Regions from separate parts of the Mus musculus genome. Here regions 1 and 2 are each linked to region 3. A link is a loop called in an ENCODE intact Hi-C map of the cell type or tissue named here. Cell type or tissue: heart. All regions are shown on one strand.

Evidence for each region. Hi-C counts contacts between places; a loop is a spot of excess contacts. Peaks named below come from ENCODE experiments on the same cell type or tissue, not always from the same donor. Only the 100,000 strongest peaks of a DNase experiment are listed, where the experiment ranks them.
Region 1: a loop joins it to region 3, with 2.0 times the contacts of the local background. A loop is called at or near these places in 2 of 42 quality-filtered maps.
Region 2: it touches region 3 in a loop (2.2-fold over the local background); 2 of 42 quality-filtered maps call a loop at or near these places.

The regions. Positions count from the first base shown.
Region 1 is chr5:150,790,306-150,798,305 of GRCm38, forward strand. Pds5b (PDS5 cohesin associated factor B) reads left to right here. Exons shown (of 35, transcript NM_175310.6): 26 at 200-314; 27 at 1,809-1,941; 28 at 2,262-2,381; 29 at 3,244-3,306; 30 at 3,963-4,108; 31 at 6,266-6,365. Among named protein-coding and RNA genes, the nearest start is that of Gm36447, 21 kb to the right of the region's middle. In heart, no CTCF peak of the experiment used is centred here; no DNase peak of the experiment used is centred here.
Region 2 is chr5:151,288,273-151,296,272 of GRCm38, forward strand. It overlaps a transcript of Stard13 not described here. Among named protein-coding and RNA genes, the nearest start is that of 5430435K18Rik, 40 kb to the left of the region's middle. In heart, a CTCF peak has its summit at 4,198 (motif pointing right); no DNase peak of the experiment used is centred here.
Region 3 is chr5:151,365,357-151,373,356 of GRCm38, forward strand. 1700028E10Rik (RIKEN cDNA 1700028E10 gene) reads left to right here and starts at 3,319. Exons shown (of 4, transcript NR_045700.1): 1 at 3,319-3,500. It also overlaps a transcript of Stard13 not described here. In heart, a CTCF peak has its summit at 3,426 (motif pointing left); a DNase peak (open chromatin) is centred at 3,315; H3K4me3 peaks cover 2,328 bases; H3K27ac peaks cover 2,307 bases.

The DNA of each region.
Region 1 (8,000 bases), 580 kb before region 3:
ACCTAGTGTGCTAACTAGGCACTTTAAACTGCTTACCGTGTCTCTCAGCATAGGATGTTTGAATGTATTCTTCAGCCATGTGGTGGGAAGGCACTGGGATGTAGGAAATATACAAAAGAGCGTGTGATTTGATCTTTCTAACCTGGATGTTTTTGTTTGCTTTTGTCTATTTTGTTTTGTTTTGTTTTTTGTTTTTCAGAAAAATTATTGTCTCTTCTACCAGAGTATGTTGTTCCATATACAATTCACCTTTTGGCACATGACCCAGATTATGTCAAAGTACAGGATATTGAACAACTTAAAGATGTGAAAGAGTAAGACTTTTTTCATCCCATTTTCCTATTTTCTGAAAATTGTTTTTACTTCCTTACTGCTGATAATGAGATATTAATTTTAGTTTTAATTATAGTTGTTGTATGTTTCATTTTGCTATGGTTCTTTTTTAGCCTCTCGTCTGTCTGTTTTTCATCTCTGTACACTGCATTTCTTACCCAGTTTCTAAAATGTGACTTAAACTATTAACCTTTAGTTCTGTTTCTCTGCACCTGTGGCATTACTTTTCTACTGAAGAAATCCACTCAAACTGTCTCTTCAGTTCTCATCTTTTATTTACCACTAAAAGTGAAGGTTTTCATGTGAGGTGACTTGGTAATGTCCTCACCCAGGTAGTAAGCGCATGTTTCTTTGCAATGACTGTCTTTGTAAAATGAAAGAAGAATTTCATCATAATGGGCCATACCCACAACCAGGGAACTATTCTTATAACTTCATTGCCATTCTCTAATTAAGAGTTGTTGTCTGTGTAGAAACAGAATAGGGAATGTCATGATACTGAGAGATATTTTGAGACCAGCATAATTATTAGAATGAACTTGAGGCTCAGGTCTGTTAGTTCGTTGTTATAAAAGGTAACTATTATGATTTTGAGTCAGTTAATTTTGTATACTGTTGATATACTAGTAAAAGATTTGTATGGCAGTTTCTTGCTTCATGGAAATATAGTTAGTTATTTGAAATCTTGCAGGAAAATAAAAACTTCTCTCACCATTAGCTTACTGTGGCAAGGGGAGATCTAGTATCTACCTCTTTTATTTGTTAAGATACCTATTGTTAAAATACTACTCTCTATATTAGAGTGGTTATCAGTAATGGGAAACGCTGGCTGCTCATCTTCATCTGAGAAAATGTACTTGAGAGTTTTGCCTTTCTTGACTGCCCTGAGGTTTTTCATTTTATGGAGTACAACCTTAGCTGTTGCATTTTCTTCTAGAATAGTATCTTGCTTCATATTTCTTCTTCCTGTTATTGTTCCCTTTCTATATCAACTGTAATTCCATTCCTTTCTTACAGGAGAGGGGGTATTTTCCTCAGTAAGTGAAGACAGTGTGTAAGGACATAGGGTGTCCGCTATGCTTTTCTTTCTCATTTGTTAATTGTTTCTAACCTCTGGTTCAGGCACTGTGATCTTAAGGACTTAAGTCACCTCCTTGTATTATGGCCAGTATTTCTTTACTGTCATAGAATGAAGTTAAAATTGTTTTGTTCTTTCCTTCTTGTGTTTCTTTTAACCTTTCTCATGCAGAAATTTGCTGAGAATCTGAGCTTTTCTCTGCGTTGTTGACCTACTGAGGTGTATATGTGTAACACTGGCTTTCCCCTGCAGTTTCACTTTGATTTGTAGCTGCTTCTATTAAGTTTTTTCCTCTTCTGGAATTATAGCCTCGGTTCATTATGTTAGTATTAAAAATCATTGTATCAGTATTAACAAAAGATTTTTCTTAGTATCTTCTTTGTTCTTGTGTTCTTAGATGCCTTTGGTTTGTTCTGGAGATATTGATGGCTAAAAATGAAAACAACAGCCATGCATTTATCAGAAAAATGGTAGAAAATATTAAACAGACAAAAGATGCTCAAGGACCAGATGATACAAAAATGAATGAAGTATGTAATTCATGATAAGTAATTCTGATGTCATGCTGGTTTAAATATTTTAAGTGTAGAATATACTTCAATGTTTATAAACATTATTTTTCTATTAGAGATAACTGGGATTGCTAGTGCAAAATTATTATACCAAAACTAGTGTTAATTTACTAGTAATTCTAATACTGAATCATACTGATGTTGTACTAATATAAGCCACAATATTTATCTAGAAGTTTTCTTTCATTACTTTATTGTTAGTCTAAATACATGTTCTAGAATTACACCTGAGTCTAAGATGCCAGTCTTAATAACTAACTAAAACAATACCATTGCAGAAATTGTACACCGTGTGTGATGTTGCCATGAACATCATCATGTCCAAGAGCACCACGTACAGCCTGGAGTCTCCTAAGGACCCCGTGCTGCCAGCTCGGTTTTTCACCCAGCCTGACAAGGTCATTACTTTAGACTCTGTTGGTGGGAGTTGATATGGCATATGTGCTTACCATTGGGCTGTGGGAAGACAAGAAGGGTCAGTAGTAAGAGCTGCTGGAATAGCAGGAAGAGGTATCAGGCTCAGAGATGTGACTGTGACCACATGTGAACCAGAGTGGCGGCTCGGAGGGGTTAGATACTGAAGATAGGAAGATCCAGAGCTTGTTTCAAAGTCTAAAGCTATGCTGAGAGCACAGGCAAAAGTTTGCCAGAGTATTTTGAGTTAATAGTCTTTGATTCAGAATAAGAGTTGGAATGCTGATATATAGTGTCTGAAGCTGCAAACCCTTGATCGGGTGGTGTGAAAAAACACAGAGTGTAGACACTGGGGTAGGCCCAAGGCTCTGGGAGCTATACAAGGATAGTCATAACCGCACCCCAAGACGGCGTCACATAGGCCCTCACAGAGACTCTTCTCTGAGCTTATTGAATTACAGAACTTAGGAAGCACCATTGTCTTCTCTGTGTTGAAAGCAGTATACCAATTTGGATCTTGGCAGCATGTCTGGATTTAAAATGACCTCAAGTTATTAAAGGGCTTGTCTCTTTTTTACACAACTCTCTTTGATATGAGCAGCATAGCAAGGGTCTGTGTGGCTTAGTGTCTTGCGTGCTGTGCAGGAGTCGATATTGTCTGGCACAATGACACTGGGATTGCTGTGAGGTTGGTCTGTTAGAACCACTGCCTGAAGTTTCCTGTTTGAACTAATAGTTTAAATAAATATGAACTTAAAAGTAAAAGCTCTCGTGTACTCGGTTGGCTTTTGTTTCTCACAGGAGCTATTCTAGAGCCCACTGACTGCTTTTTCTCTTTGCTTACAGAATTTTAGTAACACCAAAAATTACCTGCCTCCAGAAATGAAATCATTTTTCACTCCTGGAAAAGTATGTTTTGAGAATTGTTTTAGTATTTATGTGGTAGTTAATTTTAGTGTGATTATTGACCTAAGTATGTTACTTTACTTCTTTAAGAATTTTTAATGTCTCAAGGTAGGAAATACATAATTAGCTGTTTTCCATTTGTAGGTTTGAAAATTAATTGTGTTACTATGTAGATGCCAGCTAAGTTGTGCTTACAGCAAAACTATGAGGACCTTTATCCTTTAGACTCTTTATACCAATCTAGATAAAAATCTTTTAAAAGGTGTCTTACACCCTTCCATATAACAAGGCTCTGTTTTCATGACTGGTCTATATTTTATTTATTGTCTTAATCTATGGAAATCTTTTCCTCCCAGTAACAAAAACTCAGTTGCTCTGTTGTGTCTCGGGCTTGCTGTCTGTCTGTTCTGAAGCTCCCTTGCTAGGTAGCCCAGGCTCACTTTGCATTTGCAGTCCTCTTACCTCGGCTTCCTCAGTGCTGGAAGCATAGGCCTGCACTGCCACACGTTTTTAATGTAGGCAGTGATACCCAATTTATTGTCTTTATTTTGCTGAGGGCAAGATAAACTTTTGTGATTTGTGTGTGACACATTGAAGCTGTTGCTTAGAGTTCTTGACATGTTGACTGAAGAGGAAGAGTCACGTATTTCTCTTTTCAGCCTAAAACAGCCAATGTTCTCGGAGCAGTTAATAAGCCACTTTCATCAGCAGGCAAACAGTCTCAGACCAAATCATCAAGAATGGAAACTGTGAGCAACGCAAGCAGCAGCTCCAACCCAAGCTCTCCTGGAAGGATCAAGGGGAGGCAAGTTCACACACACGCGATGTCATGGTTTATATTTGATTCCAACAAGGCTGCAAGGTCTAAAATTATACAAACATAAGTGTTTGATGGCAGTGAATAAAGATGAATTGGTAGTTACTGACAACTAACACCTGGCTTTCCATATACAAGCTTACTGGAATAATCGCTGCTAGCACATACTCATAGTTGACCAGTTGTACAGTTAGTTGTTCTCTCACGACTCATTCATACCTTGGAATACCTAAATCATGAAATAGAATGAGATCAGGGACTGGAGAAATGCCTCAGTAATTACGAGCACTGGCCATTCTTCCAGGTTTGATTCTCAGGAGCTCGCAGCCCTCAAAACACGGTTTCAGGGTTTCTGACACCCTTTCCTGGCCTCTGCAGGCATTGCATGTATGTGGTGCATAGACATACATGCAAACAAAGCACTCATACATAGGCAGTTGAGGGGATGTCCAATATATTTCAGTGCTTGAGTGAATGTGTACACAGACAGTAAATGAAACATGAGGAGTTTGTTTTTCTTTTTGTGTCATTTTTTACACAATGAGATCTTTACTCCCATGGGAGTGAACAAGTGAGACTTAATTGTGTAGACTGCAGTGTTGCAGGGCGCCTTTACTTGGGAATAGCTTTGTAAGTCATAGTGGGTTGCACTCAGTAGGAACTTTTCGGAAAAACATACAGCATCTTAACAGTGTTCATAATAACTTAATATGGTTATGTATTTTATAATGTTTGACATTATTTGAATTTCCTTTTAGTATATATAGTATAAACTTGGTTTTAAAAGTAGTTTTAACAAGGATTTTTTTTTTTTAACTTGTAAAATGCATCCTCTTGTTGCCTAGAGCTTGAGATTTAGGAATTCAATAGTATGTAAACAGATTTGTTTGTTTTGAGACAAGGTCTCTCTCTATAGCCCTGGCTGTTCTTTTTTTTTTTTTTTTTTTTTAAAGGCAAGTGCCACCACGCCCGGCTTTCAAATTATTTATTTTTTTTAAAGACTTATTTATTTATTATATGTAAGTACACTGTAGTGGTCCTTAGATACTCCAGAAGAGGACATCAGATTTCGTTACGGATGGTTTGTGAGCCACCATGTGGTTGCTGGGATTTGAACTCGGGACCTTCGGGAGAGCAGTCAGCTCTCTTAACCACTGAGCCATCTCGCCAGCCCGCCCTTGCTGTTCTTGAACTTGCTGTATAGACCAGGCTGATCTTGAGCTCACAGAAATCCTCCTGCCTCTGTCTCCTGAGTTCTGAGATTGAAGATGTGAGTCATCATATCCAGTAAAAAGCTTGAAAAATAAGTAGGCAAGGATGATACAGACTGAAGCTTCCTAAGAGCGTGAGAGCATGTGCAGTGATCCCATTCAACAAGCCTGCTCTCGGCCGCACACAGGGTTGCTTACTAAGTAAAACTGCCCCCCCCCCAAAAAAAAAAACAGTGTTTGTGTGGTAAAAGGAGGAAGAAGTCAAATAAGAAATGTACTGACGGGGCTTGAGAGATGGCTCAGGTTAGGAGCACTGACTGCTCCTCCAGAGGTCCTGAGTTCAATTCCCAGCAACCACATGGTGGCTCACAACCATCTGAAATGGGATCTGATGCCCTCTAATGTGTCTGAAGACAGTGACAATGTGCCCACATACATGAAAAGAAGAAGAAGAGGAGGAGGAGGAGGAGGAAAGGAAGGAGGGAGGGAGGGAGGAGGAGAAGGAAGAAGAAAGAAGAAGAGGAGGAGGAGAAGAAGAAGGAGGAGGAGGAGGAAGAAGAAGAATGTACTGACTGTGTGTTACAGCTTCAGAAGAAGTAAAGATGAAATAGGAGCAAGGATGGACAGGGCAGGGCAAGGTGCATGGAGTCCAGCTGGACACACTAACAACAGGGTTTAATTTTCATGCTCTGCTTCAAAATGAAACCTGGTTTTTAAAACATCATATTGTAAAATGAATGTATTATTTATTTCCTTAATTTATTAAATGACCTACATTGCTTACTGATTTGGTGCAAGATATGATAGAGATAAATTACCCTTAAAATGAATGAAGTCTGCTTTTGAAGTTATAAAGCTATACAATGAAACAATCAAAAAAAGACTTTTAAGGATATCTGATTGTAGAAATAACTACATATGTCTCTATTCAAAGGCTTGATAGCTCTGAAATGGATCACAGTGAAAATGAAGATTATACAATGTCTTCACCTTTGCCAGGAAAAAAAAGTGACAAGAGAGAAGACCCTGATCTTGTAAGGGTGAGATGCTTGGTTGGCCGTGTGATGAGGCTCTTAATTGTAATAGTTTTAGTCATTTTTGCTCTTTAGCCTGGTAGTTATAATTGCTATTAAATCTGTCATGTTATTCATATTCTTTGTTTTAAGTTTATGTGATTCTTATCTTCAAGTAAATAACCTTAACTCTCCATCTTTAAAGTCAGACATATCAGTTCCGTACTCAGAATTGTTTGCCTTCGCTTTTTCTTCTTTTAACAGTTTTTTAGACATGGCTTTAGGAAGAGAGAATGGAAAGCAGGCCCCAAAGTGTCCCTCCTCCTGTTAGAATGTCCCTTTTAAGTTTTTAATATTAACAGAAATAGCTTCTATGATAGCTATCATTTGTAAATATTACTTGAAGACAAATTTGGTGAAGATTCACTGAGATACAGATTTCATATTCCAGTACAGCCCTGTGGATTTGGTAACTGGGCCTGTTTGGACTCCCAGTTGAGCTCTGAAGGTTTCTTTTGAGTGACTGATGGGGCTTTCTGAATCTGTTTTCTTGTCTTTAAACTGGATAGTTTAGGCTTGCCAGCCTAATAATAATTAATTATTATTCATTAACTGAGTAAATGTGTTAGCCCAAGTAAATTGTTGATGCTGTCTCATTGTTACAGTGATTCATGCTTTGAGCAATAGCTACCATAAAGTAAATATGGTTGACTCTAACTGAGAAACAGAGGTGAGAATTTTCAATAAAATATAATTACCATTGCTTTCTTTGGAATCTTGTTTCCCCTTTTTGTCTCCCACTGGCATATTTCAGTTATTTTCAAGTTTCTTCAGTTTATCTAGCTAGCCCAGTTGTTCTTTCCATTTTATAATTAACATTTTTACTGACTCTTCATTAGTCAACTGCTGGTCAGAAGTTTTCCCCAGTGGGCTGGAGAGATGGCTCAGCAGTTAACAGCACTTGGTTCTTCAGAGGACCGAGGTTTGATTCTCATCACTGTCTTTAACCCCATACCTGGGCATCCAGAGCCCCCTTCTGACCTCCACAGGCACCAGACGTGTGGTGCACAGCTAGCGCATGCAGACAAAACACTCACGGCACGCTTGAAGGGTTTACACAAGGAGCATTAAAAATTGATAACTAAGAAAAATGTAGCATCAAGAACAGAAAGGAGTTCTATTGCTAGGTTTTTTGAAGAGAATCTTTAAGATAGTAAAAATATTTACATTTTTTAGTTCTACTTAGTCAAGAAATTCCTTTATTGTTGTAATCATACTTAAACTTGGAATAATTGACAAGTTCGTGATGTTCTTTTTGTAGCACAAACGAGAGTGTTAATAATTTTGAGGATAGTCTTGGCTTTATAGTAAGTTCAAGGCTCGCCTGAATGCTATACACAAGGAGGCTGTTGTCAAGAAAAAAACTAAACAGCAGCAACAACAAACCCAAACAAGCAAGGCTAGGGTTGTAGTTTGCTTATCCAGGTTTGATCTTCAGGATCAAAGAAGAAGGAAAACCATATATGTGGTGTATGTGTATGGTATGTGTTTATGCATATGTGTCTCTCTGGTGATTTTGCTACATCTGATGGACTCTGTTTTTGACAGTAATCTCTGTGATTCTGAGAGACAAGCTGGGTACACAGTCTTCAACAG
Region 2 (8,000 bases), 77 kb before region 3:
CAGCAAGGAAGAATGCCCATCAAGATTAATTTAGGAATAATCTATTATAAAAGATAAACGTAAAGAGTGAGTAAAACTTTATTTAAATAAGCTTGGAACTTGGTGTATTTGGGAATTTTAGATAGAATTCAGAAATTCTTGTTTGACTTAAATGTGGACAAAAATTGTCCCTAGACATTGTTCGCCAACAGTTTTTTGTACCCCAATATTTATTTGTTGTGTTTCTTGCTTCATCCTCATCTCCTCTTCCAAATGATACACTAAATGGGTGCTTGGTTAAACAGCTAAAAGATTTAAATTTTACCAGACTGAGCCACATACGAGCTACCTAAAATATACTCTTACATCTCACCGGGGCCGTTCCTCCATGGCAGGACCACCCCACAGATGCTTCCCCGGTTAGGAAAGCACACAGGGTTTCTGGTCCCTCTCGAACCACTTTTCACTTCCCCAGCCAGGGCCTCTGCATGGTGAAGACTCATCTTCAGCAGCAACAGGCCAAATGTGCTTAAGATACAAAGAAAAATATCTGCCTAATTCTTGTTACAAAATATCTCCAGAACCAAGTTTAAAAGCTATCCTCAGAACCGTATTTAAAAGCCTCCAGGATGTGCATTCCGGTGTCTCAGGAGTAAAAGCATCCTTAAATTCTGGTCAGTGAGAGAGAGAGAGATGGAGCACAACTCTCTCTATGCGGATGAGACTTGCTATTGGAACTTCATCCTGTTTTATCAGAGAACGTCTTCTGTTTCCTTCTTAGCTAACATGTGGCCAAGGGTTAAACATAGTTAAAACTCAAACATGAGAACGTACACTTGGCAGAAAGGCATTTCACACAATGGATGGAGCAGATTCCATTTGGTGATTTTGGTGGGGCAGCTGCTGTGCCCAGCACACGCCCTGAAGACCCTTCCTGGTAAGGTTCCAGCCAGTTATTTTGCCTGGCAGTTGAGCATAGAGATTTCCTAGGGGCTGGAAGAGAAGCATATAACTCCCATAGGACCCCTTTTATTTTAGGGAAAGAGATGATCTAAGACCAGAAATTGCTTGAAATCATGGATTATGTGCAATGCTCTATATGTTGTGTGTCTCTATATGTCCAGAACAGCAATAAAGCTTAATTTGACCAGAAGACACAGTGAGATTAATAGTAATGGGTAGTGATAAAGTTCAACAATTATGCCAGTATGTTAGAGTAAAATTGCTGCTGTTATTATATGATGTTTGGCCATTGTCTTAGTCAGGGTTTCTATTCCTACACAAGCATCATGACCAAGAAGCATATTGGGGAGGAAAGGGTTTATTCAGCTTACACTTCCACATTGCTGTTCATCAGCAAAGGAAGTCAGGACTGGAACTCAAGCAGGTCAGGAAGCAGGAGCTGATGCAGAGGCCTTGGAGGGATTTTACTTATTGGCTTGCTTTCCTTGGCTTGCTCAGCTTGCTTTCTTATAGAACCCAGAATCACCAGCCCAGGGATGGCACCACCTACCAGGGGGCCTCCCACCCTTGATCACTAATTGAGAAAATGCCTTACAACTGGATTTCATGGAGGCATTTCCTCAAGGGAGGCTCCTTTCTCTGAGATAACTCCAGCTTGTGTCAAGTTGACACACAAAACCAGCCAGTACAGCCGTTATGGAGGGAAATTATGGTTCTGTGACCCCAAGTGCTCTAATGCCCTGACGATCAAACTGATGGTTGAGAAAGCTACTAAGTGACTAACATAAGGGTATTGTGTACCATAGATTCAAAGGACAAAAGAATGACCCACAATTTAGCCCCAGTGTAGAGACACACAACAGATCATCTTACAACTCACAACTGTGTATGGTTCCAAACTCGCAAACACTTGGTTATGCATTGTCCCATATAATAATATCAGATTAACACAGACTGTGAGTAACTGAAATGTAAAGTCACAGGCTGGGGAGACGAACCAGGCTTCTGATTCTCTTTCTGTTACCTCCTTTCAGGGACTTCCAAAGGTCTTTTCTTTCCCTGAAACAATGCCTATTTTATTTAACTTGATACTTAAAAGAACTGAAGCAGAGATCTTGAGTTTGTGACTATAGAGCTGTCTTGGGGTTTCATTGTAGTGAAGAGATACCTTGGCATAGACAAATCTTATAAAGGACAACATTTAATTGGGGCTGGCTTACAGTTCAAAGGTTCAGTCCATTGTCATAGCAGGAAGCACAGCAGTGTGCAGGCAGACATGGTGCTGGAGCAGGTGGTGAGAGTTCTGCCTCCTGATCCCAAGGCAGGCAGGAGGAAACTGTCTTCAGTACTAGGTGGCTGGATCATGAGCATAGGAGGCCTCGAAGCCTTGTCCACAGTGACACACCTCCTTCAACAAGGCCACACCTCCTTCAACAAGGCCACACCTCCTCCAACAAGGCCACACCTCCTCCAACAAGGCCACACCTCCTCTAACAAGGCCATACCTCCTTCAACAAGGCCACACGTATCCCAACAAGATGCACCTCTTAAGAGTGCCACTTCAAAAAACAACAACAACAACAACAACAAAAAGAGTGCCACTTCCCATGGGCCAAGCATACTCAGAACACCACAAGAGCTAAAATTGGTTGTCAGTAGATGATGAAAAAAATGAGTAGGTGGAAGTAAAAATAACTGTGTTTACCGACTAGACATCTACTATATAGGATTATTTGGCATGGTTATTTCAAAAATCACTCTTCTGTGATAAAAATCTCAGAGGAGTTTCCTTCCCATACTCAGTCTAGAAACTATAAACTTAGAGAGTGAGAAATGTTCACAGTGGATTCACCTGAGCTACTTTTTTTTTCCCATGTAAGATCGTAAATGAGCGTGTTAGATACAGACCAACGAGCCAGGCTTTCAGAACGCTGCATCTGTAACAACTACCCAAACCAAGAGGAAAGAAAGAGCCCCTGGGACGTTGGGCTAAGCATTGACCAGAGAGGGATGAGCTCTTCTCTCACCAAGTCATCAAGAAGAGAAATTCAATAGGCTAAGGTGGGATATGTGGATTTACACGAGAGCATCTCCAGTGCAAAACCCACACAAAGAACGGCTCCCACCCTTCCACTCTCATACATGCCTCGTTCTTGAGATGGCTTCTTTCTTTTCTTTTCTTTTTTCTTTTTTCCTTTCCTTTGCACAAATGTCTAAACACAATTCTTAATCTGTAGTGTGCATTTCAGGATAACAGCTAGCTGTATAAAGCACTTCCTTTCTGTGTGGAACCAATGTTACAAGGTAGGGGTTAACTGTTATTCCAGCAGCACAAGGACTAGAGAAAAACAAGGTGAACTGACCCAGTGTCTGAGAGATGGGGCACATCTCTATTCCATCCCATGACCATCTGATTCCCACCAGCAATCCCAACACTCACAGTGTGCTTAAATTACCACGACTTGACCAGATTCTCATTGAATAGCATTTCAGACAATAACAACAGAATAAATAGAAAAACAGTCCATTAAGGTCCCTTACCTTCTCTTTCTTTGCTTTGGCTGTCAGAGAGCACCTGTCAAAGAAAATTACAACTCTTTTAATATCTCAAAATTGTGCAGATTTTATAAAATTAAAAACCAAATTTGAAACAAACAAAAAAGTATCAGGTTCAAAATAAGCATCAAATGGCCTTCTGAAATAAGATTAAAAGGTTGACTGGAACATCCTTCTTAAATTATTTTAGAGTCCACACATCTCAGCATTGTGAAGGTAATTAAAAGACTCGTTTGCCGGGGAGACGTATTTAGTTTATTTTTCTACAACTTGTGTAAGGATTTGCATAATTCTGTTTGCCACTTTAGTAATTGAAAAGAAAATTGAATTCTAGTTCTGTTTGCTACTTCATTGCCCTGTGGGACCAAAATCCTGTCAGCGCTAAATCCAGTCTCAGTCTAAGTTCCGCATCACTCTCCGGTAATGCACAAGAACCAGTGCAGGCCCTCTCCCTCCCCCACCAATTCCCCACCCCCAAACCTTCCTTCTGTACGAAATCTAATCCTTGGGCTTCTTGGCCTCTACTCTGTAATTGTTGTGTGTTTTCTACCTCTCTGACTGTTCCTTGTTATTTTCTTGATGAGTCCCTCTCTCCTTGTGTCCTCTAATGGGCTGACTTCATTTATTTTAAAAAATCTATTTTTAATTTTATGCCCCTTTCCCACGTGTGCATCTGTTCCCTATGCATGCAGTACCCACAGTGGCCAGAAGAGGGCATCATATCCTGAGAACTGGAGTTGCAGGCAGACTTGAGCCACCATGTGAGTGCTGGAAATTGAACCCAGATTCTCTGCCAGAGCAACTAGAGCTCTTAATCTCTGAGCCATCACTCCAGGTGAAGTGTTAAAGAGTACATATGCTAATAATGATATGTTTGATACAAAATGGAGAATCTATTCAGATTGCTTAATTCCTAAACAAACCAGTGCAATCTAGTTGAAAAAAAAAAAAAGATTTCCTGAAAAATCATAATATTTGGCAAATGTTTGGTGTCTTAGTCAGGGTTTCTATTCCTACACAAACATCATGACCAAGAAGCATATTGGGGAGGAAAGGGTTTATTCAGTTTACACTTCCACATTGCTATTCATCAGCAAAGGAAGTCAGGACTGGAACTCAAGCAGGTCAGGAAGCAGGAGCTGATGCAGAGGCCATGGACGATGTTACTTACTGGCTTGCTTCCCCTGGCTTGCTCAGCTTGCTTTCTTATAGAACCCAGGACCACCATCCCAGGGATGGCACCACCCACTATGGGCCCTCCACCCTTGATCACTAATTGAGAAAATGCCTTACAGCTGGATCTCATGGAGGCTTTTCCTCAAGGGAGGCTCCTTTCTCTGTGATAACTCCAGCTTGTGTCAAGTTGACACACAAAACCAGCCGATATATATGGTTAAGTATAATTTTGTCTTAAACATTGCCTATTTCTTTTGAAGGTACACAGCATAGTGACACAGGCCTGTAGTTAGACACTCTGGAGGTTGAGGCAGAAAATCTTGAGTTCAAGGTCTGTCTGAACCACATTGTGAATTCCTGCAGGCTGAGTTATAAGACACTTTAAAAAATAGAGAAAGAAAAGAAATAAAGGATGAGGGATGGCACATGGGTTATAAACTGCACATACTCATCTATAAATGTATACGTAGTGAATATAAAGCACCATGATAAGAAACATGCAACTTAAAATAGTCAAAATCAAGTATTCAAAAAAAAAATTCCTGAAAAGCACTACTACAGTGAAGTGGAAATTTCTGGTTTCTTTGGAAACTCAGTTGTGTCACGTGATGTTTTTCTAGAAGCTGTCTTGTGAGAGGATGTTTTGCTGGAGTGGATGCTTGAGAGGGCAACCTGGTATTTGGAAAGAGTATAAATGGAACCTCATATACAGTGAGGGGTTGCTCTTGCATTGCTATGCCTTGCAACAAACTCTGGTCTTCTCCAGCTATGCAATGTTCTTCTGGTCTTCACTGACCTTTGCTTGTTTTGATTTCACAGAGAGAAACATGCCAAAGAATGTCTCATGGTATTCTCATTGATTCCTGCTGCTTCTGCCGACTCATGCCAATTTGAAGCCTTGCAGTTTCTGCTGAATTGAGCCGCTGCTACTGATTCATGTTTGGTGTATTCTATTGATCTGGACTGCTGATATCCTGACAACGAAGATTGAAATTGCCCCAAGGAACTACTTCTAATCATATCCACTAGCCCCTTCCGTCCTATCAACCATCTTTCTCCCCTACCTTTGATTGGTGGGCTAGAACGGAGGTTGAAGCATCCAAGAACACTAAACAAAGTAGGTTTAGAAAAATCTAAGCCTATGCTACAGTTTAAATATCTGGGAGACATTTAAAACTGTGGTAACTGATGCAATAACCTCTGAAGGTTGTTATAAGAAGATGAATTTCTAATATAAAAAAGATGGTTGTGAGAATAAGTGTACCGTATGTTAATTCTAAAGCAATCATATATATAGTGCCCAACATGAACTTCTGTTGTGACTGAGGAGCCTCTGGGCCAAGCATCTTGGGAATTCATCTTTAAAAGGATCGTTCCAGATGATCCGGCTGACTCTATGATGAGGGCTGGAGAGGGGAGGGTCATAAGACCCTCACGAGAGCATCCAGCATCCCTACCTTTTGTTGTATGCAACTCTGCCTCAATTGCACATCACCTAGGAGAAGGGCTCGAGTATATTTGTTGGGGAAGACTAGGGGAAGAGACTCCATTTATGAAGCTATGAGGAAGCCTTCACCTCTTCTGGGTAAAAGCTTTCCAGGGGCAGCCTGATGTTGGGGGAGATAGCCACTTCTCATCTGAGCTCTGTAAGGAAGCCCAATCACTCCTTGGTTCTCCCCAAGTAAACTTTGGCTCAATCACGCCTGAGTTTGTTGCTGGGACCTTAGGAAGAGGGGTAGACATTGCTTATGTCTCCCCCCAGGAAGACATTTTAGCAATACTTTCTTTATGTGTGTATCACCATATTTATAACATGATGTTCATTTCAAAGATTTGGAGGAGGTGTTACTGGGTAAAAGGAGTCCAAAGTTGAAGAGTGTTGACGGCAACACAGCAACATGAGTGTAGGTGATGTTGTGACATCATTGGGCATCTATTTTAAATGAGTAAGATGGTGAATTTCATGACAAAACAAAACAAAACCTTACTGAGAATGTGCAATCTATAGCCACTTCTTCTACTGAATCCTACTTCAGACTCCTCTACCTAGAAACCCAAATTACAGACTAGAAACTTCTTAGAACCAGAGTAAATCATCTGTGAATATTATAGTCTAAATGTGCTTCTGAGCATCCAAAAAGGTACCAATCGTCTTGAGGGGGATACTTAGTCATCTACATCTGATTACTGGGAGACTGTAATCAGCCCTATGAACATGAATGAAGCCACCTCTTGGAGCAGAGTAGATGATGATGCCAGATATCTGCTGGGGCCACTAGAATAAGATTACTTTTCTTGGGCTGGAGGGATGGCTCAGCGGTTAATCATGCTGGCTGCTCTTCCAAAGGTTGTGAGTTCAATTCCCAGCAACCACATGGTGGCTCACAACCATCTGTAATGAGATCCAATGCCCTTTTCTGGTGTGTCTGAAGAGAGCAACAGTGTACTCATAAATACAATAAATAAATCTTTTTAAAAATTACCTTTCTCCAGACCACCAATGGGTTATTTTTTGGAGGTATTTAAATCAGTAAATATCCGAGTGATTACTCAGCATATGGAAATACACATTGTGCCTGGCACAGTGTTTCTGTTGCCAAGGTGTGTGTGTGTGTGGGGGGGGTATACATACACGTCCAATGAGAGATTTATGAAACCTACAGTTACTGGACTATCCTCATGGGAAATTTGTAAGTAACTGTTAGAATCACCTCACGTATAACGTCCTGAAATGGTGACAGTCAATTTGCTTCTTCCTAAAGACCCCCAGTGGTGTGGAACACGCTTGAGTGGTCTCATTTCCTGCTTGATTAGTCCTGAATTCTGTGAAGGAATGGTAGGAGCCACTAGCCTCATTTGGTGAAATCCTCCTAAGGGTGTTTCATTTTGTAATACCTAAAGCCACAGTGATTCTAAACCCATGTTCAAACACAATATAAATACGAAAAACAATTTAAGTATTTGCTTTGTGCCGGGGCTGAATTTAAAATGCAATTGTTCTTAGGGTTAGATTTATCTTGATATGGAACTAGAGAGATGGCTCCATGGTTAAGAGCACTGGCTGCTCTTGAAGAGGACCCAGATTTAGTTCCCAGCACCCATATGGCAGCTCACAGCCACATGTAACTCCAGTTTCAGGGGCTTCTAATTTCCTCTTCTGATCGCCATAGGCACTGGATACATAGACTACACAGACATCCACGCAGGCAAAACATTCATACATATAAGTGAATATTAAAAGTCTAAACTAACACAAATCTTAATACATATCTACTGCTAAATTAAAATAGAGAGCAGTCTGTATTAAAAGAACACTGAGATAAATC
Region 3 (8,000 bases):
AATTAAAAACAAACTACCAAGTAAGGAAAGTTGGGGTTTTGATTCTGAAACATGCCTTCTTATTGGGCATGTCCTATGGATCTGAGAATGGTGTCCATTACTCAGGCCACACTCATTGCATAATTAACATGTCTCCTTGGTGAGGGAGGGATGAAATGGACACTAGGGTTGGCATGGTCAGAGCTGACACCAAGTTTCTGGTATTTAAGGAGCTTTAACTTTTTTCATTTGGGCTAGGGCAATTCTAGATGTTCACAATAAAAATTCAGCAGTTTTTTTCAATGGACACACAACTGAAATATAGCCTGTTTTACCTCTTTAAAGAAGGCACTGAAGATATGGCTCTGTCATTAAGAGCACTAGCTGTTCTTCCAGAGGTCCCAGGTTCAATTTCCAGCACCTATAAGGCAGCTTACAAACATCTATAACACCAGTTTCAGGGGATCTGCTGTCTTCTTCCAGCCTCCAAGGTCATTGGGCATACATGTGGTAAACATGTACATGCAATGCAGGCAAAACAGCTGTACACATACAATAAAAATAAAAAACAAAATTTTCTCCTAAAATTGGATGACTGTCAATCCATCAGTACCTGTAATTGTGTGATTCATCATGAACACCACAGACTTCCAGTCTCTTTTGCTACTTTTAATGTGTGTGGAACTGCACATTACACAGCTCTAGTTTGTCAATAATGTAATTGCCCATGAAGATGCTATCTTGGAGCTTCTTCCTATTATGTTTTGCTGTGGGTTAAACAATCAAATTTCATTTTGTTCTATGATAGTAGACTTTACTTTAGGTTTCAAAAAATTATTTCAGCATGAAATAAATATTAGCAAGAGGACAAACACTACCAAGTCGAATACATGAATAATATGGATGACAAAGTTATGGAGGATATGCTTGGGATAGTTTTTGATAAAATGGACAAGTTAATTTAGGGCAAGTCACTTCCCCAATGCTTTTCATCCTAGCCCTTTAGGGTCATGTTTAGCATTTAACAGAGCCATGCATTGTCAAGGTTTATTGAATTAAAGTGTGAAGTGCAGAAAGCTGGAAATTATATGGGTTCTAGGAGACCACTGACATGAGGTCAAGTCAATCTCTCTTCAGATCTATCAGGGGTAGTCTCCACGTAATGAAGATTTTGAAAATCGAGTATAGCTTCCCTCGGGCATACGGTCTCAACCTTTTCCTATTTCTGACCTATTCTGAGTGACCTACAATGCTGCCCATATTTTCTACTTGGCCCTTACATAAATGTAACATGGCACCATTCAAATGAAAATAGTGAGACAGGGTAAGCAGATTCTCCTTGGGTGCCAGAGTAGCATGTTATTGTAGAGTTAAGCAGGAGTCTGACTCGCAGGAAAAAAAGGACAGGAGGATGAGAATGAGTATGATGATGATGATGATGGTAAGGAGGAGGAGGAGGAGGAAGATACAGGCATAGAAAATGAAGGCAGAGTTACCAGGTTCTCATTTGCCTACAGCAGATCATCCACTTTTCTCCACTCATGATGCCACACCTGTGCAATTTCTACCTTAACGTTTCTACTCCATTAGCTCACTTTAAAGAGCATTTAAAAAAAAATAGCATCATGCAGACACACCAAGGCTGATATGTGTATAAACTCACAGAGACTGTGACAACACACACATTACCTACAGAGTCAAAGCAGAAAAGAGTGCTCATCTTAAAGGGAATAAAAGATAGTCTATTTAGGATCCATTTTTAGTGACCATGGCCCAGGAACACAAATTTTATGCTCCTACATGGAAGCAGTTTTAGTTTTACAGAACAGAGAAAATAATGAATCGAGACATGTAAAACACATCTGTGGGAATACCATAAAGGCAATTCAGGAAGATGGGGCAGGTTTTCTTACAGGTCTCATCTGATGACTTTCTTGTTTTTTAGGTTGGTAGAAGCTAGTATCAGCCAACAGATTTCATTCTTTTTAAAAATCTCTCATGGGATTTTAGTTCTGACACAAAGCTGACTAAGGAATGGCAGTTGGAGTACATAGGAGACTAAAACTAGACTAAGATAAGGTAGTTAAACTCTGGACCTGCAACATTCCAATTTTGCTACAGCACTAAAATTCTAATCAGTCTCTGCCACACCCGGCCCCCCACCCCCAGGAGTTTTCATTCACAACAGGTTCAAGCAAGGGGGAAAAAAAAAAAAACAGTACAAACTAGGGGTTAGAGATTACAAAGTTCCATTCCTAACCAAAAGGCATGTACAACTGATAACTGATAATACTGGGAAAGGTAAAATCAATTTTCCCCTATGGAGTATCAACCACACTTCTGGGAAGGCCCCATGCCCAGAAGTAACTGGCCAACACAAAATTGTGTGTTTGTGAGTGTGTGTGCGAGCGTGCATGTTTTGTTACTTTTTTATGTTTGACTTTATTTAAATCTTTGACAGCAAGGACCTCTGAAATTCCTAAAAGCATCTACCAAAAGCTGAAGACATTCCTGGGAAACTCGGGAGCTTTGGGAAACTGTCTTTCAGCCGAAAGTGTTATGTATATTTAAAGGTGGACACTAATACTTTCTGCAATACAAGTTCATAGTCCTCACGATACAACTAAAATAAAAACAAAGCCCATGTACCAGGGTAAAGTACTGTCCAGCTACTTAAAAATGGGTTTGGATCAGACACAGCCAACGTGGGAAAGGGGCGGAGTTTTCCCCTGGCAGCGTTCAAACCCTCAACAAACGGTTCTGTGCAAAGCCACACCGCAGAATGCAGAGTGCCAATATCCTGACAAAAATAAAGGGTAAAGCTCAAATTAAGCGCTTTAAAAGTCCGTAATATAAGCCTTTCCAAATCCTTAGATGCCATTAGCTGTCACGGGTAGCCTCGAGTGGGTAACGATGCAAGGACTGACACTGGCTGGGAATCAATGGCGAGAAAGCAGCTCGAGACTACCTTGTACATCGCTAACGTTCCAGAGATTTCCAGAAACTGAATTTACAGCCAGAAACCAACTCCTGTGAGAGGGAAGCAACAAAACAGACAAAAACCTGCTAAGACACCAGTTTAATGTCCGCCCGGCGAGGCCTGCAAGCGATCAAAGATGGAGAAATCAGCACATGCCTCCCGCAACAACGCCCTCCTAGTACGCAAGCGCTCGCGCGCCCGCGCGGAGGCCCCGCCCCTCGCGTGCACGCCCAGACCAGGCGCGCGCAGCGGAAGTTACCGCCTCCAAGGCCCCTCCTGGCTCTTCCGCCACGAGGCCCCGCGTTCGCAGTCCGGTTCCGGTTGTAGCTCCGCCCCCGCGCGGGAACACGCTAGAAGGCTGGATATCCGGGCCAGGAGGCTCGCGGAGCCCTCACTTCCGGTGGTGTCTCAGCCCAGCTCCCTTGAGGCGCAGGTTCTGGCTCTCGGTGCGGTAGCGCCATCTGGCGCCGAGTGTTCCCCGGACTGCGGAGGGGCGCGCTTCCTCCCTTCAGAACATTCCAGAGACACCGCGGCGGCCGGGGTAGGCTTTATGCGCTCCGCCAGAAGGGCGGGACCCAAGACTCCTCCTCCACCGAGTTCCCGCGCGGGAAGGGTTTTGCGGTTACCCTGAGCGGAAATGGTTGGAGTCTGGAGCGGGAACGGACCTCACGCGGGAGGAAACCGGCCTTTTCCCGTCTTTTCAAGTCCTGGCGACACAGTTCCTGCCCCACTGGCTCTCCTTTTTTGTTTCCTCCTTTCTGGGCACTGTGCTTCGGTTCTTCACTCGGCGTGGACCGAGGTCCTCCATGTCCCGCTTTGCAGAGAGGAGGCTTTACTTTGTAGCCTTTCGTTAGCCTGTGTTGGAGAAAAGCTTTTGCTCCATTACGTCTGTTAAGCTGGGGTGTTGCGAAAACGAGCAGTATCGGGGATTAAACATTAGAAGAATGATAATAGGTTTTTAAAACAAGACAGTCTCACCAGGTTCATCTCAGAACTGTGAAATTAACGCTGTGGCTGTTATGCCGTATTTCCTTTAGATAAGGGAAAACGAGTTTCCACCAGAGCTAGAAAGTGAACATAACTTTCCTCTTAAAAGAATTCATGTTTAAAAAAGTCCAGATGTAATACACTTGGAGCACTGTTAGCTATTGTGAGTTATTGTGTATCAAGATGCACAGTGCGAGCCAGTGAGATGTCCCTTAGAAGTCAGAGATCTGCGGTCACTTGTCTCTGGACCTTTCTCCCCCACTACAGCAGTATTTTCCCTACCTGTGCATGCATTTGAGTTCAGAAGGCTTTTAAGAGGCCAGTTCACTAGAGTTTAGAACTGGGAGAGGTGATATGGAAGGAGAGCTAGGTGACTAAGGCCCACAGTTGGAATAGTTTAAAGAGTTCAGGAGAGCTCTTCGCTGTTATTGCTGTTTTGACACATTAACCCGACAGATTAGTAGCCTTTCTAGCAGGTGCCAAGGGAGCAAACTAAGCGCTAAAACCATAAAGTTTGTACAGTCACACATTCGGGAAGCAAGTTCATATAATATACTCTGTTGTAGAGGGTGCTGTAACACCAGGTATACAAAATTTCTCAATTATGTCATCTCTGTTCTTCAGAGTTTCTTGAAAATAGTAACTCAAAAAATCACTTCAACAGACATTTAAATTTTTACACCCAGGAAGGTAACATTTTAAAAATCCCTTTCCTTTTGTAACTTCTTTATAGTTTCTTCTTTTCACTAAGTCATTGCCCTTTACCCCTACTGTGTCATTTAAAATGTACAGAATGCTTTAATGCTTTCTGTTTGTGTGTGTGCGCGTGTATGTGCGCGCGCGTAAATAAGTTTTTGTATTCTGAGTTTGACAATGGCATTTGACCCTAACCATCAGTAAAATGCATTGCTCTCTGTAACCATTCCCTTTGTCCCCAATAGAAATACAGATATTCCTAGATAGGCTTGTCGTGTTCATAGCTATGTTGCTCCTAAAAGTGATTTTCTAGTACTAAAAAGGTTAGATTGTTTACTGAAGTGTGAGTGAGTACTATAAAGACTGTATTACCTTTAATTACAAGTTAGTGTATCTAACTGTGAAGATAAGTGAAATAGTATTTTTATAATGACTCAGACTTCCATTACAAGGCACTAGAGAGATGGCTTGGCTAAGTCTGGTCTCCAATGGCACCAGGCATGCACATGGCATACAGACATATATGCAGTCAAAAAACGCATATACATAAACTAATGATAAAACAAAATTGGCTGTTCTAACTCCATTGTTTTTACTAACAAAATAGAGGAAAATTCAGATTCAGAGATCCCTCCTTCCCTCTCTCTCTCTTCTTTCCTCACTAACCTGAATGAGTCGCCATTTAAAGGGTCAGAGGGAGGTAGCAGGGGAGAGCGTGGGGCTTAACCTATTTTCAAATAACTATTCATACTAATGAAACAAAGCACACATCCTTTTCATTTTAAACCAGTCTTGTAAAAATGGAGCACATACATGTTCATTAACATTACTTGCTGTATTTTGAGTCCTTTATTATAGTTGTTAGTGAATATTTATTTACTATGGCTATTAACATCACCATTTATTCAGGGTAATTTTGTCAGTAGGCATTATATGAAATGATACTGAAATTTACTTTCAATATTGTTTGGTGATATTTGACACAGAAATTAGGACTTCTTCATCAGGCTTTCTTTGAACTGAAGTTTCCAGGCTCAGTGTGGTGGAGCACATCTGCAGGCTAAGCACCCAGGAGACAGAGGCAGGGGGATCATGTCTCCAAAAGCATTTTTAAAAAGTAATTTCTAATATTAATTTCTTTGTGGTTCCATTTTTCTTTAGTTCATGTTTCTTAAATTTTCTTGTGTAATGAACATCTGTACAAGGAAGCAGTTTTTAAAAAGGAAAAAAATAAGCTTATCCACCAATGTTTTAACGATTCTGTGCTATGGTCAGTGGTCTGTGCAGCTGTTTAGATTTTTATTTTAGGTGGCAGTGCCTGTGTTTATGTGTGACTCACAGTGTGGATGAGCTTTTTTTTTTTTTTTTTTTTTTTTCTTCTGAGATTTTCATCATTTTTCTGGTTACTTTCAGTGGACACTGTTGACTTCACACTGTCTAATAATGTGCTTAGTGGCTCTCAGACTCTCTGGTCTTTTGTTTTGGTCCATTTAAAAATCGCATTGAAGTTGTCATTTCAAGCTGTTTTTTGGAAATAAATCAGAATTAATACTGCTGAGTTCATCTTAATGGCTATGTTCCCCTGTGGTGAATTAAATTTATTACTGTGTTTTCAGAATGATTTTTTTTTTTTACTCATGATTAGTAGGAAGCTATATGCTGTGTTAGCTGATGTAATTGAGTACATGAATAAATTGTAGCTTTTTTTAGGGGGAGGTTGAGAGGTCATCCTTGAACTTGTGATTCTGCTGTCTCAGCCTCCTGAATGCTGGGATTCCAGGCCTGTGACCCTAAAGTGAGAAGACTGAAGCAGATGGTACATTTTTCTGTTTGGTGATCATCACATTTTAAGATTTCCAAACTTTATATGGATAGACTTATCCCATACATTTTGTAAAATATTAAACGTATCCATCTGCCAGATTCAGCAGTGGCACATGCCAGACTGCTATGGTCTGATTTCCATTGCTGTGATAAATATCACAGTAAAAGCAGCTTGGGAAGGAGAGGGTTCCTTTTATCTTAAACCATCATTACCTAGACCCGAGTGTAGTTTACCATATTAAACACCATAGGGTCTCTAAAGATGACTCTGGTTAAATCAGAAGGACTGTAGCTTGGATCCACAGGACCCACATAAAGGCTAGGTGGGTGAGGTGACCCACCGGCACGTCTAGTCTGGGAAGATAGAGAAAGGAATCTCAAAATAAGCTGTCTAGGGAGCCCAGCCAATCAGTGAGCTCCGATTTTGACTTAGAGATCCTGCCTTAACTGAAAAAGGTAGAAGATTGCCTATACCAATCAAGGTTGAGTTTCAGATGAAGAATACAGGTACATACACACTCACACATGTTGCTTACACACTGATTTAGAGGTGTGTATGCACACATGCACAGTACACATAATACAAATTGGAAACAAACACAGTTCATCTCTTACAGATGGGCAATCAGAATAGAATGAAAAATTACCTATCTCAGTGAACCATTGGATAAATGACTACAGGTATAAACTTAATGGAGACCCTAAAAGAAGAGAGAAAAAAGTAGAACTTTGAAGAGATGATGATCATTAAAACTGCTGGTGCATATACTTTGTTTATATCTACATCTTAGAAGAGAATCATATTCATTATGGCAACAGCAGTGTAAACCTTAAGAAAACCTTTACAATATCTGTGAGTCACATTATAGTATTAAAGCTAGAAATAAGTCATCAACTTGTTTCTATTAACAGCAATGCTTACAAGATACAATGACCTTCAGAATCCTTCATAGAGTTAGTGAAATTCTGTGGGAAATCATGAGAAATTATTTCAAATCAGCAAAATCCATTCCATATTTAGCAGTACTTTAAATATCTAAAACATCAATGTTTTGTGGAGAAAAAGAATGAATTTTCTATATGCTGTATTAGACATTGAACCATATAATATTTTGCTTTTTTTCCTTTAAGAAAGGATCTTACTGTTGTAGCCCAGGCTAGCCCCAGCTCCAGAGCCTCTGCCTACAGAATGTTGGGATGGTAGATACACATCAGCTTCTGGCTCCAAAGCTTATTCTTCAAAAATGTTTTAATTGGCCATTAAATACATGTTGTGTTATGTGGTACAATATGGTTGTTTGTTTGTTTGGTTGGTTTTTTCGAGCCAAGTTTCTTGGCTGTCCTGGAATTCATTATGTAGTCTGGGCTGGCTTTGAACTCACAGAGTCCTGGGATTAAAGGCGTGCATTACCACAGTGCCTGGCTTTGGCACTGTATTTTAAATCTACCACAGCTAAGATAATAATGAAACAGGAATACAACAAATACATTACATTTTGTAATTTTAGAACAATTAACATTACAAAATAATTTG